Regions from separate parts of the Mus musculus genome. Here region 1 is linked to region 2. A link is a loop called in an ENCODE intact Hi-C map of the cell type or tissue named here. Cell type or tissue: heart. All regions are shown on one strand.

Evidence for each region. Peaks named below come from ENCODE experiments on the same cell type or tissue, not always from the same donor. Only the 100,000 strongest peaks of a DNase experiment are listed, where the experiment ranks them.
Region 1: a loop joins it to region 2, with 2.1 times the contacts of the local background. A loop is called at or near these places in 2 of 42 quality-filtered maps.

The regions. Positions count from the first base shown.
Region 1 is chr6:89,071,441-89,079,440 of GRCm38, reverse strand. No RefSeq gene overlaps it. Among named protein-coding and RNA genes, the nearest start is that of 4933427D06Rik, 21 kb to the left of the region's middle. In heart, no CTCF peak of the experiment used is centred here; no DNase peak of the experiment used is centred here.
Region 2 is chr6:89,235,512-89,243,511 of GRCm38, reverse strand. No RefSeq gene overlaps it. Among named protein-coding and RNA genes, the nearest start is that of Gm839, 23 kb to the right of the region's middle. RefSeq lists an enhancer at 1-2,167. In heart, no CTCF peak of the experiment used is centred here; a DNase peak (open chromatin) is centred at 3,801; H3K4me3 peaks cover 404 bases; H3K27me3 peaks cover 1,055 bases.

The DNA.
Region 1 (8,000 bases), 160 kb after region 2:
ACTCCCTCAGGGCCTGTCTTTGCTAGGATATCAAGAAGGCTCTGGTTCTAGTTTGATTCTTTGTTGCTGTGTGCCTTACTTCTCTACTGCTGTCAAGAGACACTATGACCAAAGCAACTTATAGAAGAAAGCATTTCACCGGGGGGCTTGCTTAAGTTCAGAGGGCAAGTCCATGATCATCATGTCAGGAATTATGGCAGCAGGCAGGCAGACACGGCATTGGGGAAGTAGCTGAGAGAGAGTTCATATCTAATCCACAAGCACGAGGCAGAGACAGACAATGGAAAATGGTTTGGCGTGGTGGCGCACGCCTTTAATCCCAGCACTTGGGAGGCAAAGGCAGGTGGATTTTTGAGTTTGAGGCCAGCCTGATCTACAAGGTGAGTTCCAGGACAGCCAGGGCTATACAGAGAAACCCTGTCTTGAAAGAAGAAGAAGAAGAAGAAGAAGAAGAAGAAGAAGAAGAAGAAGGAGGAGGAGGAGGAGGAGGAGGAGGAGGAGGAGGAGGAGGAGGAGGAGGAGGAGGAGGAGGAGGAGAAGGAGGAGGAGGAGGAGGAGGAGGAGGAGGAGGAGGAGGAGGAGGAGGAGGAGGAGGAGAAGGAGAAGGAGAAGGAGAAGGAGAAGGAGAAGGAGAAGGAGAAGGAGAAGGAGAAGGAGAAGGAGAAGAAGAAGAAGAAGAAGAAGAAGAAGAAGAAGAAGAAGAAGAAGAAGAAGAAGAAGAAGAAGAAGAAGAAGAGAAGAAAGAAAGGGAAAGAAAAGAAAAGGAAAGAAAAGAAAAGAAAAGGAAAGAAAAGGAAAGGAAAGGAAAGGAAAGGAAAGGAAAGGAAAGGAAAGGAAAGGAAAGGAAAGGAAAGGAAAGGAAAGGAAAGGAAAGGAAAGGAAAGGAAAGGAAAGAAAATGGTTTGGCTGCAACCTCAAGGCTCATCCCAAGTGGCACACCATCTCCAACAAGGCCACTCCTTCTAATCCTTCCCAAACAGTTCAATCAACTTCAGAGCATTCAAATATGTGTGCCTGTATTGGTCAGGTTTCTCTAGAACTTATGGAATGTCTCTCTATATTAAGGAAATTCACTGAAATGACTTACAGTCTGCAGTCCAACTGACCCAACAATGGACAGCTGTGAATAGCATCTAAGGGTCTAGTGGTTGCTCAGACCCACGAGGCTGGGTGTTTCAGCTGGTCATTTGAATAAGTAGTCTCCAACAGATGTGCTGGCAAGTAAGTTGCAAGCAGGTGAAGAAGAGTGAGTCTTCCTTCTTCTAATGTCCTTGTATAGGCCTCCAGCAGAAGGTATGGCCCAGATTAAATGTGTGTGCCACCACGCCTGGACCTAAGCTGATTTTACTTGGAACTTGCTCTGTCCGAGGAAGGCCTTGAACTCAGAGATCTGCTTGCCTCTGTCTCCTGGGATTAAAGGCATGTACCACTTTGCCTGGGCCTAAGTTTTTTTCATGGCCACTGTGCCTTAAGATCTGGGGTCAAAAGCTTTTGTCTTCCAGCCTCAAGATCTGGGTCACAGGTGTGCCCTCCATTTCTGGATTGTAGTTCATTCCAGATGTAGTCAAGTTGACAATCGGGAATCACCATCGCAGGGTCTATGAGGACATTGCATTCAAACACCACACTGAGATAAACACTGACCAGAAGGAACTTGAGGAGGAAAGGGTTTATTTAAGCTTATAGGTTACTATAGTTTATCATCAAAGAAAACCCAGCAGGAACTTAGAGTCAAGAACTGAAGCAGAGACCACGGAAGAACTCGCTCAGTCTTTCTTACACAACTCAGGACCACCTGCCCAGGGGTAGCACTTCCCACAGTGGACTGGGCCCTCCCACATTAATCATTAATCAAGAAAATGGCCCCACTGATGGCCTCACCTATAAGCCAATCTGATGGAGGCAATTCCTCAACTGAGATTCCCTTGTTCCAGGTATGCCTAGGTTTGTGTCAAGTTGACAAAGACTATATGACCCTGGAGCTGGTCTCCCTGCTGCTGACTGCTCCAGTGGCCACAGAGCAGGACCAGGTGAATGGAAAGACACAGCGGGTGCCTTGGGAATGGAACACAGAGCCTCCCAGCACCTGGCATGTTAACAGTTACATTAGTCACTTTCTTCAGAGCTGTGAGAAAAGGCCTCACAAAATTCACTTTAGGAATGAGGGCTTATTTTGACTCACAGTTGGAAGATATGGCCCACATGGTGGGGAAGGTATGGTGGCCAGAGTGTGAGGCAGTTGGTCACGCTGTGTCCACAGCCAGGAAACAGAGTGAGGGACGCGGTTGCTCAGCTAATTTTCCTCTTTTTATTCAGTGCTGGACCTCGGATCATAGGGTCCCCGGAGCCCCATATTTGAGATATATCTTTTGACTTCAATTAACCCAAGCTGGACACTTCCTTCCACATAGATATGTGCAAAGGCCCATCTCTTAGGTGATTCTAGATCCCATTAGGCTGACAATCGATATAACCCATCATGCCTGCCAATCAGAAAGTCCCGAGATGCCTCAGTACCCAAGTTTCTGTGATGTCTCCAGTCTTTGACCTCAAGGCTGGACTCACCTCCCAGAGGTTACACAGCTAGGAATTTCACCTGTGCTTGGCTCTCTGATGATGGCTGCTTTCCTGAAGCCTGGAAAGTGTCACCAGGAGGCACCTAGTTAGCATAACAAACACTCCTGTCACTCAAGAAAGTCCCAGGGTTTTTGAATGCAGAACTCAGAGAGAAAGACCAGGTGTGTTCTTCATTACACTACAACCGGACTTCTCCACCAGCAGCTCATTTATTTATCATTAGCAAGTTCTCATTGCCAGGTGTGATTTAGGCACTGGGAATACAGCAGTGAGCAGAGCCAGAAGGACCCTTGTTTTCAGAGAACTCCTGGTCTCACATGGGATGTTGGGAAGACAGAGGCCAAGCAAGAAACACAAATGCAAACATAAACATGCCATGGTGACGGCTGGAGAGACTAGACAAAGCATAGGAATCCTGGGAGGGAAATTCCTGTCTCAGCATCATTTAGAAACACCAGGAAACCTGGAGATGAGGTCGGTGTCAGGGGGAGGCGGTATGCTGCTTTCTGTAAGTGCCTTTATGATCAAACTGTCAAAATCAGGACAGTAAAATGACTCAGTGGGTAGCATAGCATGCTTGATCATCTGAGTTTGAACCCCACATCCCACAGTGGAAGGAGAAAACTGACTCCAGAGAGTTGGTGCCTGACCTCCACATACAGGCCATGGTACACTGAATGCCTCCCCTCCCCCATCTCTAGCAATAAATAAACATCATAGTAATGAGCTGTCAGATGGAAGGGCAGTGTATAAGTGTCCAACTCTGGATGGAGGACAGAGGGGACAAAGGGGACATTGTCACTCACTTGAGCACAAGGCAGCAATAGAAAAGCTTTGCCTGCCAGCGGCACACAGGTATTTATAGGTAACAGAGCCTCTGTAAAATGCCCTTATTACTAAACCGTTTTCAGACAGATGGTTCTGTTGTGAATCTGTGCCTCTCTAGGCTCTGTCTTGTCTTCATTCAGTGTGTCTGTGTGTGTGTGTGTGTGTGTGTGTGTGTGTGTGTGATCTCCGTAAAATCACATTATTTGAAATTGTACAATGGCAGTCTTCTGTTAATTTCTTTTTAATTTTGTTTTGTTTTGTTTCACTTGGCTAGAAATCCGAATAATTATTCTGATATATTTAAATAACCAGATCTCATCCAAGTAAACAGTGTCTACTAAACGCGCGGAAATAAATGTAGAGGGAGAAGAGGAACGGGAAGGGATGGGAAAGACGGGCTGGGTATGTGGTGGCTCTGTGGGAGGGCACCTGTCTAGCAGACAGGACCAGGGTTCCAGCCCTCAAGCACAGCTGAAGCAAAAGAAACAACAACCAAAAACACCACCAATTAGATAGATAGATAGATAGATAGATAGATAGATAGATAAGAAACAAAACAGTCAGCCGGGCGGTGGTGGCACACGCCTTTGATCCCAGCACTTGGGAGGCAGAGGCAGGCAGATTTCTGAGTTCGAGGCCAGCCTGGTCTACAGAATGAGTTCCAGAACAGCCAGGGCTACACAAAGAAACCCTGTCTCGAAAAAAAAAGAAAAGAAAAGAAAAGAAAAGAAAAGAAAGAAAGAAAGAAAGAGAGAAGGGGAGGGGAGGGGAGGGGAGGGGAGGGGAGGGGAGGGGAGAAGAGAAGAGAAGAGAAGAGAAGAGAAGAGAAGAGAAGAGAAGAGAAGAGAAGAGAAGAGAAGAGAAGAGAAACAGTGGAACGGAGCCATGGCTAGATTGCCATAACTGCCATGGTCTTTGTGCTACTGTAGCAGACAGAATACCACAGACTGGCAAGTTATAAGCAATGGAAGTTAAGTGAGTCTTCTTGCTATGTATTTTTCTAGAGGAAGGGGAAGTATAGTTTCCTAGTCCACTTTCCATCATGGCGACACACACCATGACCAAAAGCAACATGGGCAGGATAACTCCATTTTACAGTATCGCAGTCCATCATGAAGGAACAAGTGGAAGGCAGGAGGGGTTGGAAGAATGTCGCTTCCTGGCTGGTTCTCAGGTTCACGATCAGCTACTGTTCTTATAATCCAGGCCGTCTGCCTAGGTGTGATGTCCCCCACAGAGTCTCTCATGGAAGCTGGAGCTTGCCCTTTGGGCTAAATTGTCCAGCAAGTCCTCAAGATCCCCATCTCCCCAGGGCCAAGATTATGACTCAGTGTGCCTGGTTTTTATGTAGGCATTGGGAATGCAAACTCGGGTGTATATGCGTGCCCAACAAGCATTCTATCAAGTGAGCAAAGACGCAGCCTCTTATTAATTATATTTTAGATTCATTTCTTTGTTGGTATGTGAATTAGTGTTTGCCAGCATGTATGTCTGTGTACCACATGTGTTCCATGCCAAGGAGGTCAGAAGAGGGTGTCAGACTGCCTGGGCCTGGAGTAACTGATAGTTAGGAGTCACCACGTGAGAGCTGGAAATCTGCACCCTGCTCCTCAACAGTGCTTTCAACTGCGGAGCCGTCTCTCCAGCCCCTAGATGATTACATTTTAAACAGACTTTAGGGCTTACAGTCTCCTGGCCAAGGGCTTTTTGTTCTCACTCAGGAGTAATCCAAGAGAGAAACAAGATAACAGCAGACAGCAAAAAAGCCAGGAAGAAAGGTTCATTTCCCAGAATGGGAACTTTGGAGATTTCAGTATGCTAACTCTTCCTCCATTGTCAGTGTCTGTTTCAAACTGAACAGAAAGGTTTCAAAAGTGCACAGATGAGGACGAGGGGAGGGGCCACCAGAGAGTCATGGGATGAAGGGGGTGGGGCAACACGGCAGAACCCCCACCTCTACAACAACTGCGCAGATCAATGGGAAGAATTCAGGGTTTAGAAATTGACCCTCCGATGTCATAAAAATGTATCTGATATCACTGGAATTGAGCAGTAGGACAAACAGGCAGAGAGGCCAAGACCAGGAGGACCACATGGTTCAGCCAAACCAGTGTGGTGAGAACATTTCAGAAAACTAGCACACCCTCACCATCCACCCTTCCGTATCACTTGAGTATCACCCAGACCATTATGGACTCTGTGATGATGGCTCTCTCTGCTGTCTTGCAGGCAGAATGGTGACAGATACACCCAGCTGTCAGACCTCTGGGCTGCTGCTGCTGCTGCCTCCCAAGGGCCACAGCCACTGGAGTTTCTCCTATCAGACTCTCTCACCCCGGAATTCTTCAGCCTCACTGAAGAAGTCACACCCTGGTGCTTCCTCACCCCACCTGGCCTTCTGATATCACACTGGCCACTGGCCATTGGCCACATGAGCAGGGGGCCAAAAAGTCAGCATCCTTCCTCCCGCTACTCCTGGCAGGCCCGGAATCTCACTGGTCCAGCTGGTAGCAGAGGTGATGCTGACTACACTGAACTAGAAACAATCAAAGCCTCCAGCCACTTGGAGCCACACACACTGTGTCAACCCAAAGTATCCTCTCCGTGAAGCAATCAAGCAGTCTCTAATACAGGGTCTGCTCCCTGAGAGCATCCCTGATTTAAACTCCTTCTCCTCCTGGGTCTCATTCAGCACTCCCCAGGGGAACAAGGAGCAGGTGACGTATTCTTTGCTTGGGACAATGGTTATTTTCTATTTTCTAGAATATTCTAGGTGCTTTGGGCTGGCCCATCCCCCACCATCTTCACCATCCCCACCATCCCCCGACACCCCCAGCCTAAGGCAGTGCAGCCTCCAGAGAACTCTGTGCCTATCAAAAACCAATTACTGTCCCTCATACTCATCAATATGGAGTGAGCTTAAGAGCTGCATAAATGGTTGTTACCACTTTTATTGCTTCCCATATAAACTAACGTGCCTTTAAAATACCTGGAGACCACCTTGCAGTCAGCAGAGGGCAGGGGCCAGGAGTCTGTATTTTAACAGCTCTGAGCAGATGCTGCCCCTCACCTAGGACCAGAGTTTGCCTCCCTCATAGGAGTCCTCACAGCGTCATCCCCAGATGCTGTCATACTTTGGAGTCACCTGGGAAATATAAATTGTGGGAAATCTGGATCCAGCAGGGTTGACTGTCATGTGGTATGGCACAGCACAGGAAGTTTCAGAAGTCCCAAGGAGACTCTGCCACAGGGCAGGTGAGTCCCAAGATGGGGGTGTGTCCTTTGGGCCCCACTCAGTGCAAGAAATCCCACCACTGGAGGAAAGCTGCCTGGAGTCACAGCTCTGGCTATGTGCAGACTTCATGGCTGAGAGGCGTGGCTTCCTTGCTCCCTCCCTCCCCTTCTTCCCCTCCCTTTCCTACCCCTTCTGTCTTTTCCCCCTTCTCTCCTTTCCCCCATTCCTTCCTTCCTTCCTTCCTTCCTTTATTTCTTTCTCTCTCCCTCCCTCCCTTCCTTCATTTGCTTTTCTCCCCTCCTCAACCACCCCCTTTCCCTCCTTCCCTCCTGCCTGCTCTCCCTTCTTCTCCTCCGCTTTAACCACAGCCAGCACTACTACCAGAGTCTTAGCCAACAACAGGCACAACCACAGTGGACAAAAGATTTGCTCTCCTGGTGATGCTATAGCCATCTTAGTGTGCATACATCCACTCTGATGTTCACATGATAGCGGAGTCATGCAGGGAGACATTTCTCGGAGTGCAGCCTCGTCATTAAGTGATGTACAATTAACGATGGTATAATCAGAAAACAATATCCAATATCAACTCAAAACCATCGAAGGAGAGAAAGGGAGTGAGTGCTCTGGTGGCTGCAAGGCTTGGGAGAAGCCTGAGTTACAAAGCAGGTGTGGAGGAGCAGGGGGCCTGACCAGGGATGTCTGCAGGGCATCAAGGACAGCCAGGATGCATCAGAACGGAGCAGAGTGAAGCTGGCCTGGCCTGGGCTTGTCCTGGTGCCTCATTGGGCACTGCCCCTGCTGTTCCCTCACTGTGCCCTTTGTTCCATTTAAGCCTGGTTGTCACAGACCACCTAGCTAATCCTGTCGCCTAGCTCTGAGCCAGTGAGGCTTGACAGGCTGTGGCTGACCTCAGCTTCTGGGTCACCTCCCTTGGCCTCCCAGCTGTATCTCCCAAGCTTAGGAGATTGTGTTCCCCTGGGAGTTTAAAACACAAATGATATTTATTTTCATTTCCTCATGCTTTCCTTTGCCTATTTACCCATCTGTTCATAACTAGTCTTATTTTATGCTCGGCACCGTGAGGACTCACAGACTTGACTAGCCCCTATGTGGTTAACCAAACACGTGAGTGTCCCTCCAAAATGTCTGTGCTGAAACTTCATCCTCAGTGAGAGGAGAGGGACATTGGAAGGGACAAGGATATGAAGGCTGAATCCTGTGAATGTCATTATAAAGAGCCCCCAAGGTAGGGCTGGAGAGATAGCTCAGTGGCTAAGAGCACTGGCTGCTCACCTCAGGTACCCAGGTTCAGTTCCCAGTAACCACATGGTAGCTCACAGCTGTCTGTAACTCCGGG
Region 2 (8,000 bases):
GTTTTCTTCTTGCAGCTTGTATGGCAGCAGTGACCACCCAACAGGCTGCTGCATGAGGGGCAATCCATCACCTATAGCCCACAGCATGGACAGTGGCTGCTGGTAAGTGTCTTGCTTGGCCCTTCCTGGCTCTGCAACATGGACAAGTCTTTTGCCACCTGAGAGCCCCAATTGTGGGGACAGAGTTTTCCAGAGCATGATGCTGAGAAGACACAAAGGAACTGATGGTGTGCTCAGGGAACAGGTGCTGTGTCCCTGGACTTCAGGTTGTCTGGTGCCTTAACTGGAGTCGGACCCTGAGCACTGGCTGATTGAGGCACTCCTCGTCCCTTGGGCTGATGTTTCCTGCTGCCCTGTGGCATGGGTCCCTGGGAATCTCTTAGGACCTGATGTTCATTCGGAGGAACGCCCCTGAGTAGACATCTGCAAGCGTGCGGTGGTAGGAGAGTGTAGAGGGGAGTGAGGTGTGAGGCCCACTCTTTTTTCCTGTTAATAGCGCGTGCAAAAGCCTCTTCTCCATCGGATTCAATTTATTCCCATCTGGGCCCTGCTGTCTCCATCAATTCAGCTAATAAAGAGAGGTGGACGTCTGTGACCCAGGCCACTGCAGAGGCCTCTTCCAAGCTAATTAACCGGCCCGAACAATCCCTTTTAATATCTCTGTACTTAATGCCTTAAAAGGGAAGACTGAACTGGGGGAGGGGGAGGGGCTGGGTGGGATGTAGAGAGGCTGCAGCAGCTGGCTAAAGAAAATATGAGGGCAGGTCTCTATCCTGAGGGAAATTCTGCTTTGTGACAGGTGGACAGATCCGGGATCACCAGGGGATAGATTGTACCCTGGCTGGGGTAGTCTCTATCTTGGATTGGTCTTGATGGAGTATCTAGCTCCTTCTCTTGAGCCAGCCTCAGCCCAGGCTGGGAGCAGGGCGCAGCCTGGGGATGGGGGAGGGGAGAGGTGTGGAGCTGTCCACCCAGCCGTGCTGAAAATGCTGATATTGCAGTCTCCAGGGGCATCAGTCACTAGCTAACCCTGCAGTTTCTGACCCTCTGCATGTTTTGAACTTTCAAACGTGCCCTTTACCTTCCCGAGAACCTTTCCCAAGCCCGGCAGTGCACCTCCTGGTGGCCTTGGAGCATAAGAAGGGAGGGTACTGTAGCTATTCCCTGTTCCCTGGAGAGAATGGTCTTCTGCAAACAAGACCTTGGGAAGACAAGGCTGTAATTACAGCAATCATTTCCAGGCTGATGGCAGGTGTGGGAGGAGATGAGGGGAGGGAGCTCACTGCAGGTTGGGTGGGGTCAGCACACAGGCCATTAGGACCAGGCTGGCCATTCACACAACAAGGTTCAGATGGCTAGACCTGCCCTTACACACCCACATACTACTCATGGCCTGAAGAGTAATGGGGACCAGACAGATGGGATCCAGCTCCTGGGTGGGGGCTGCTGGCCCACTTGTTGTGTAAGATATCTCCTTATTATCTGGGAATTCTGGGACATGCAGGATTTCAGGCCAAGCTTCAGCCCGCCCCTCCCTAGCTCTGTGGCTGTTGGCTTATCCCTCGGAGCATGCTTCTCTATTAGTTTTATACCCCGAGTTTCTCAGGGTGAGTGAGGTGCCAGGCTCAGAGCAGAGGCTCCATAGATATAAAAACGAGTCTTTACAACCCTAACTCGTATGTGGGTTGTTTTGTTTTGTTTTGTTTTGTATGAGAATGTCTCCTATAGATTCATGTACTTGAATGCTTGGTTCCCAGTTGGTGGAACTGTTTGAAAGGGATTGGGAGGTGTGGCTTTTTGGAGATGTGTCAGCTACTCCAGTGCCACATCTCACATCTGCCTGCTTGCTCCTATGTGCCCTACCATGGACTCATCCTTTAAAACTATAAGCCAACACCTAATAAACGCTCCTTCTATAAGTTGCCATGGTCATGGTGTCTTATCACAGCAGTAGAAGGGTAACTAAGACACTCATATGATTCACTAAAACTAAAAAAAAAAAAAAAATAATGTATACTATGCCCACATAAAACCGCTAAATTTCTTACCATTGGAGGACTTGTGAGCTCCTGACTACCCTTCATGCTCACTTTCCCCATCTTTCATTGGAGTGCCTTAACTCTTGCTGCTATGGAAACAACCTAATGCCAATGGGCTCTGCTCTCTCCTGTACTCACACAACCCTTGCCCCTCGTCGAAGGCAGAAAACCCTTCCCCCCCCCTTTTCTTAGTTCTCCCCATCTCTATGGATCTTTACCATCATTTCTTGCTCTTTGAGTTCTAATCACACAAAGGAAGCAATCAACCTCGTTTGGGGCTATGTGCAGCATGGGTCAGCCACCCTGCAGAAATCATGAGGAGCAAGAGACTATGTGTCAACAATTTTTGGAAAAGAGGTCTTTTCTGGGCAGAGGTCAGGTAGGGTGGATGAGTGGGGGTGTGTGAAGACAAGGAACAGCGTCATTCAAGGGGGATTAGGGTATTTATTGGGTGAAAGCCGGAGGCAATGGAAGGAACAGGTTTCCATGTGGAAGCTGTGCCTTAGCAATTGCTGATTAGACAGATGGACTGAGATAAGGAGAGCGTTCTTTCTTAGTCATATTCTTTGATACCAGGAGCTTTACTATCGCCAGAGAGAAGAAGGCTCTCTTCAGTGTAGCCAGAGTTTAGAAACAACACACAGGGCCACAGCTTTCCTACATAGACCACCTCATCTACACTCTTACACCCAGCACTTCCTCCACTGGGTTCCTGGATTCCCACCACCTGAATAACCCAGTGTCCGAAATCATCAGGCAGAGATGGCCCCTGTTCTACTAGCCCCTTGCCCATCCCTGCTCATCCCCTCCCTGTCCTTTCTGCAGGTGCCACAGCCCTGCATATCCACATGCCCCACCCCCTACCTACCTGGTGCAGCCCTGTCCTTCTTTTGTGGCCCTAATGCTGTGAAGGAAAAGTGGGGCACGGCCATCTTTCCTTCAGTGGCAGTCCTCTGACCTGTGGCTCTCACCACACCTGAATAATAATGACAGCATATCGTGAAATGCTCACAGTTTTGAAGACACCCGAGGGTGCTTGTCAACCTCCTTCCTTGCCAGCCAGCCACCTCCTGTGGTTAGAGGAAGAAAGGCAGAGGAAGCCCACGCTGGGGTAGCAGTGACAGTCCACACCTCCCCTCCTGCTGGTACCTCCCCATTTCTTCTGGAAGGAGAGTGTTCCTATAGCAACCCAGTGAATAACAAACAGTAGCCACTCCTTTTCTCCAACAGGTGGATCCAGCTAGAATGGATGATGGATAAACAAGGGATGAAGAGGTTTGCTTTAGCCATAGCTACATCTGAAAGCAATCCAGGAAAAAAAAAAAATCACACGTGCTCAACTTTCTCCTAGCTCCTTACAGTGACTACTGGCTTTCTCTCAGGAATCTGTCTTATTGTTTGCTTGATGGACATTTCTGTTTCTCCTATGATACTCCCACACATATGCTCTTAGGTGCCAGTGTGGGCAGTCCTGGGTGATCTTTCCCTACCCCCCACGTAGAGCTGTGTACAGTCCTGCATCATCTTTCTCTACCCCCACATAGAGCCATGTACAGTTCCAAGTGATCTTTCTCTCCCCCCACGTAGAGCTCAATGGTCTCCTGGCTGATGATTTAACACTTGAGTGCTGTCATCAGGGGAGCTTGGTGGGCTCTGCTCCAGCTGCTGGGCACAGCTGCCTGGCTGGAGTTTCAGGGCCAGGTCTGACATGCCATGAGTGGCTTGCCAGATCCCAAGGAGGGCAGCCGAGGGCACAGCCAAGCCAGCAGGCCAGGCACCTCGGGTGGCGGGCAGCCAGGCCAGGCCAGAGCCGTTCCAGGCAGCCCACGGCCAGCTGCTTGTGGTTATATTTAGCCAGGGACAGCAGGACGCTGGGGCTCCCCAGGCCAAGGGACCATACGCTGCCTAAGTGGTCCTTGGCATTGGACATGTGAGATTGTTTTCCATTTTGAGGACATTATTTTAAAATGTTTCCATGAGGGGAAAGGGAAGAAGGGAAAGAAAGCTGATCTGGAAGAAGAGGTCTAAAAGAAATGCAGCAGCAACAACCGCAAATCCTTGTTTGCATTCCGACGGTTGCTGCCGCTGCTGAACTAACTCCAAAGAGATCACTGGAGACATCTGGGAATTCGCACACAGGCTGAGAATTAAACGATATTAAAGAATTATTAATTCTGTTGAGCGTGATGATACTGAGATTAGATGTCTTAAACTCCTTATCTGCCAGAGACACAAATTGAAATATTTATGATAAAATGGTCCGATGACGTATGAGGCTCACTTGCCACACGGATCGTGTGTACGGGAGTGTTGGGGGTGGAGGCACACCGGCTGTGGATGCTGCCTCCAAGCTGCGGCTGGCACACATTCGTTATTCCTGTCTCTCTACTTTTGTGTGGAGTTGACATTTTCCGTAATCAATGCTAAAAAGTGCTTCCACCCGTATATTCTCGCCTGAGGCTTTTTCTCCCTGCGTCCTTTTTGCCTTGCTTGCTCAGAGAGAATTCCCAGGGGTGGAATTACTGGAGCTGGGAGTTTCATGATTTCCTCCCCCACTCTGGACATGTGCTGGCAGGTCGGGCATCCACAGGACGATGAGGACTCTGTGCTGATCCTGGGGCACCCAGGGTCCCTGCACAGCAACAGAGCTGACACCCACTCAATTCTTCACACCATGAGGTCACTCAATATAAAACTGACATGGCATTCGGCACTTGACCCCCAGCTCCGGATGAAGGGTGAGGGCAGGGCACGTTCACTAGGCCCTAAGACCCTACAGGAGCTTTGGTTTGGAAAATGCTTCATGACCCACTGGTGACCCTTGTCTTTCCTGATGCAAATCTGTGTATTGTCCTGCTAGTTTTCAGTTTTTATATTCTTTTAATTTGCATATGGACTCTGGAAAGATGGCTTAGTGGGCAAAGTGCTTCCTATGGAAGTATAAGGACTGAAACCTGAGTCCCCAGAACCCACATCTATGCTGGGTGTTTCTTGGAAGCTGCCATAACCCTAGGCTCCAGTGGCAGAGATAGAGGATGCCCTGGGCAAGCTGCTAGCTAGACTAACTAAACCAGCAAGCTCTGGGTTCAGTGAGAGGCTCTGTCTTAGTAAATAAAGTGGAGGAAAACATCCTACACCAGCCTCTGGTTCACACACACACACACACACACACACACACACACACACTTGAAAAAAATAGCATGCAGTCAGGAAGCTCTATTTTTACAGCCTTACCTTTCCATCATCTCTGTCTTTTCAGTTTTGAGATGGGCATTTGTGCTTCCAAATATGGACACTGACACCAACTGTGCCTCGGGTAATTGAGTCTACAGTGCAAGGTAGCCATTCCTAGTCCTGTCCCTTCCCCTTCCCCAAATTGATCTCTAGTGAGCTCAGCATCACGGAGCAAGTGCTTTCTGTACTTAACTCTTGACCACGAGTGATTCACTCTCCACATCCAGCAGGCTGAGTCTTTCCCTGCAGCCTCGGCTCTTTGTGTGAGCACACATAACTTTAGTCCCAGCTACAGAAGCCTGTGCCCCACATCTGACCATCCTAGCTTCAGGTATCACCTCTCTTACCACCTTTCAGGCTAATGATGTCTCTCTCTACCTTCCCCACAATGCCCTGGACCTACAGAGATGGAGAGAGGAGACAAGGGCTTGAATTCAAATTTTCCGTGAACTGTGGGAAAATCCCTGGCCCTCTCCGAGGAGCAAGCAAGGTGCGACTTGTCAATGGGCTAACAAGTGCAAACACATTCACTTTAGAATTTTTAAAGTACCCCCATGTGGGTAACAGAGGCTGCAAATTGGTAGGTATTGGGGATGGGTCAGAATACCTCCCCAAGAGAGGGTGGATGTCATCGTTCTTTCGAGGACACTAGAAGGGGTAATTTGCAGGGCTGGGGAGTCAGTGGCAGCTCAGGTGAAGAGCACTGAGAGACCTCATCTTCACATAAGCTATAGCTGCTCCTAGCCCTGTTTCCATGGTTACTGCCTAGGGATGAGATCAACCTCCACAGGCAGGAACACCAGGCACTCTGCCAAGGAGACTCTAGCGTGTGGCCAGCATGGCTGGCCACAGGGCAAGATGAAGCCTGCTGATATCTCCCTTAGACAGCAAAGATGGGGCCACAGAATATAGGTGGCCATCACAGAGCTGAGCCAGAGAAGCATGAAACCAGGGTCTCTTGTCTAGCCAGGACCATGTGACACGTCAGTGTTGACAAAGCAGACTTGGAAGGAACGTCAGGTAGTTAGGAATGACCACACCCAGGACTGCCCATGTTGGGTCCTCACCTCGGAGCTGACTGTCCCGCATCACAGAGTCCTTTGGAGTCCCAGCTGCTTGTCAGCCATGCAGCCCAAGGAGTGGCAGCTGTGGTCCAGAGAGGACATGACACATTCCTGAAGTCCTGGCCCCTCAACGCCAAAGCACAGAGCCTGGATCCCATTAGCATGGACCCCATTGGCCACACTGATGTCACCCCAGGACGATGCACGAAGAGAGAGGGTTCTGGGGCTACAAGAAGCAGGGCAGCTAGGGCATGAGAATCAAAGAGGGAAATGTGTGCTTTCTGCTTTTCTGTAGGAGATGACGGAGAATTGAAGTCTGATGGCCGCTTGCTGAGATGTTTGCAGGAGGGGACAAGGTTCTTCTAAATCCTAGTTTAGAGCTGGGGTGTAGGAGGTATGGGTTTGCTGGAAAGCATGGCCTTGGAGAGAGGAAGGACAAAGGAGGAGGATGTTGATGGTGAGTGGCATGGAGAGACAGGCAGGGCTGGGGTGAGGCCTGAGGAAGTGCACTGGGTGGTTCTGTAAAAAGGCATACACAGTGTGCTCCCATTAGCCTTTGGGAGTGGCAAAGAAACCTGTCCCTTCCTCTCCATCTGATCTTGGCTGGTCCCTCGGGTCTCTTTCTAGCAGTACTGATCTGAGCCTTGACCCTGTGTGTCTTGTCTCTGGCCTTCCGGCTCTCACTGGTCCTTTAGGCTTCAGCCCCTCCCCTGTCAAACAGCCTGAGCTTGTACTTGCTGGGCTTTTCTTTGTCTTGGCGGTGCTATCCCGCCGCCTCGTCTGCATCTCTCCATTGGTAAACCACCTCTCAGTGGGCAGGAACGTGTTACAGTCTCACAAACAAGGTCCTAGTCCCTAGAGCATGTCTGTCATGCTGGAAGTACTTCACCTTTAGTCACCTTTGGTCGCCTTTAGTCCCAGTTGCTCCACTGCCCCTGGTGTGGAGTGAGTATTGCTTCAGTTTTGTTGTTTGGCTGGTTGGTTTTTGTTTTGTTTTTTTTTTCGTTTTCTCCCCCCCCCCCCCCCTCAGTGGGAAAGATACCTCAGTCCAAAGTGACCCAGGGAAGCATAAGCCACGGCTGCCACAAGGACCGTGGGCCGGTTCTTTAGTTTCCAGTCTGGCTGACCTTATGCTGATGCTTGTCCAGGCCGTGAACGTGCAGCTGACCCTGCGCCAGCGTGGTTCTTCTACAAGGCAGCCGTCCCGCTAACTGCTGGGGCGGGCAGAGAGACCTGAGCCTGGAGGCTTCTCTGCGGGGGCTGATGTGTGAGGGATTTATGGGTCGTGGTTAGAAATGAAAAGCAATTCAATTCAATCCCAGGGCGGTGAGAGCTTCCCAGAGCTTCGCTAAGTGGGTCTGGAGCAGCGATCAGCGTTGCGAATCTATTAGCCCACACTCGGCATCTGAGTCACGGGGGAAGAGCCAGGAAGCGGCAGCGCCCAGCGGGCTGCACGTCAATTATGCTCCTCTCTGTTTAATTAAGCCATAAAACACACCCGTGTCTGGAAAGGGGCTGGACACCAGGGCTGCGACCTCTGCTGCCAGTATCACACAACCATAGTCTGGGAGGACACTGAGGAGCCACACTCTCCTGCCTGCCTGGGACTCGGTGCCCCTGATGGAGGCACTGTCTCCGTCCCTCTGATGGCCAAAAAGGCCAA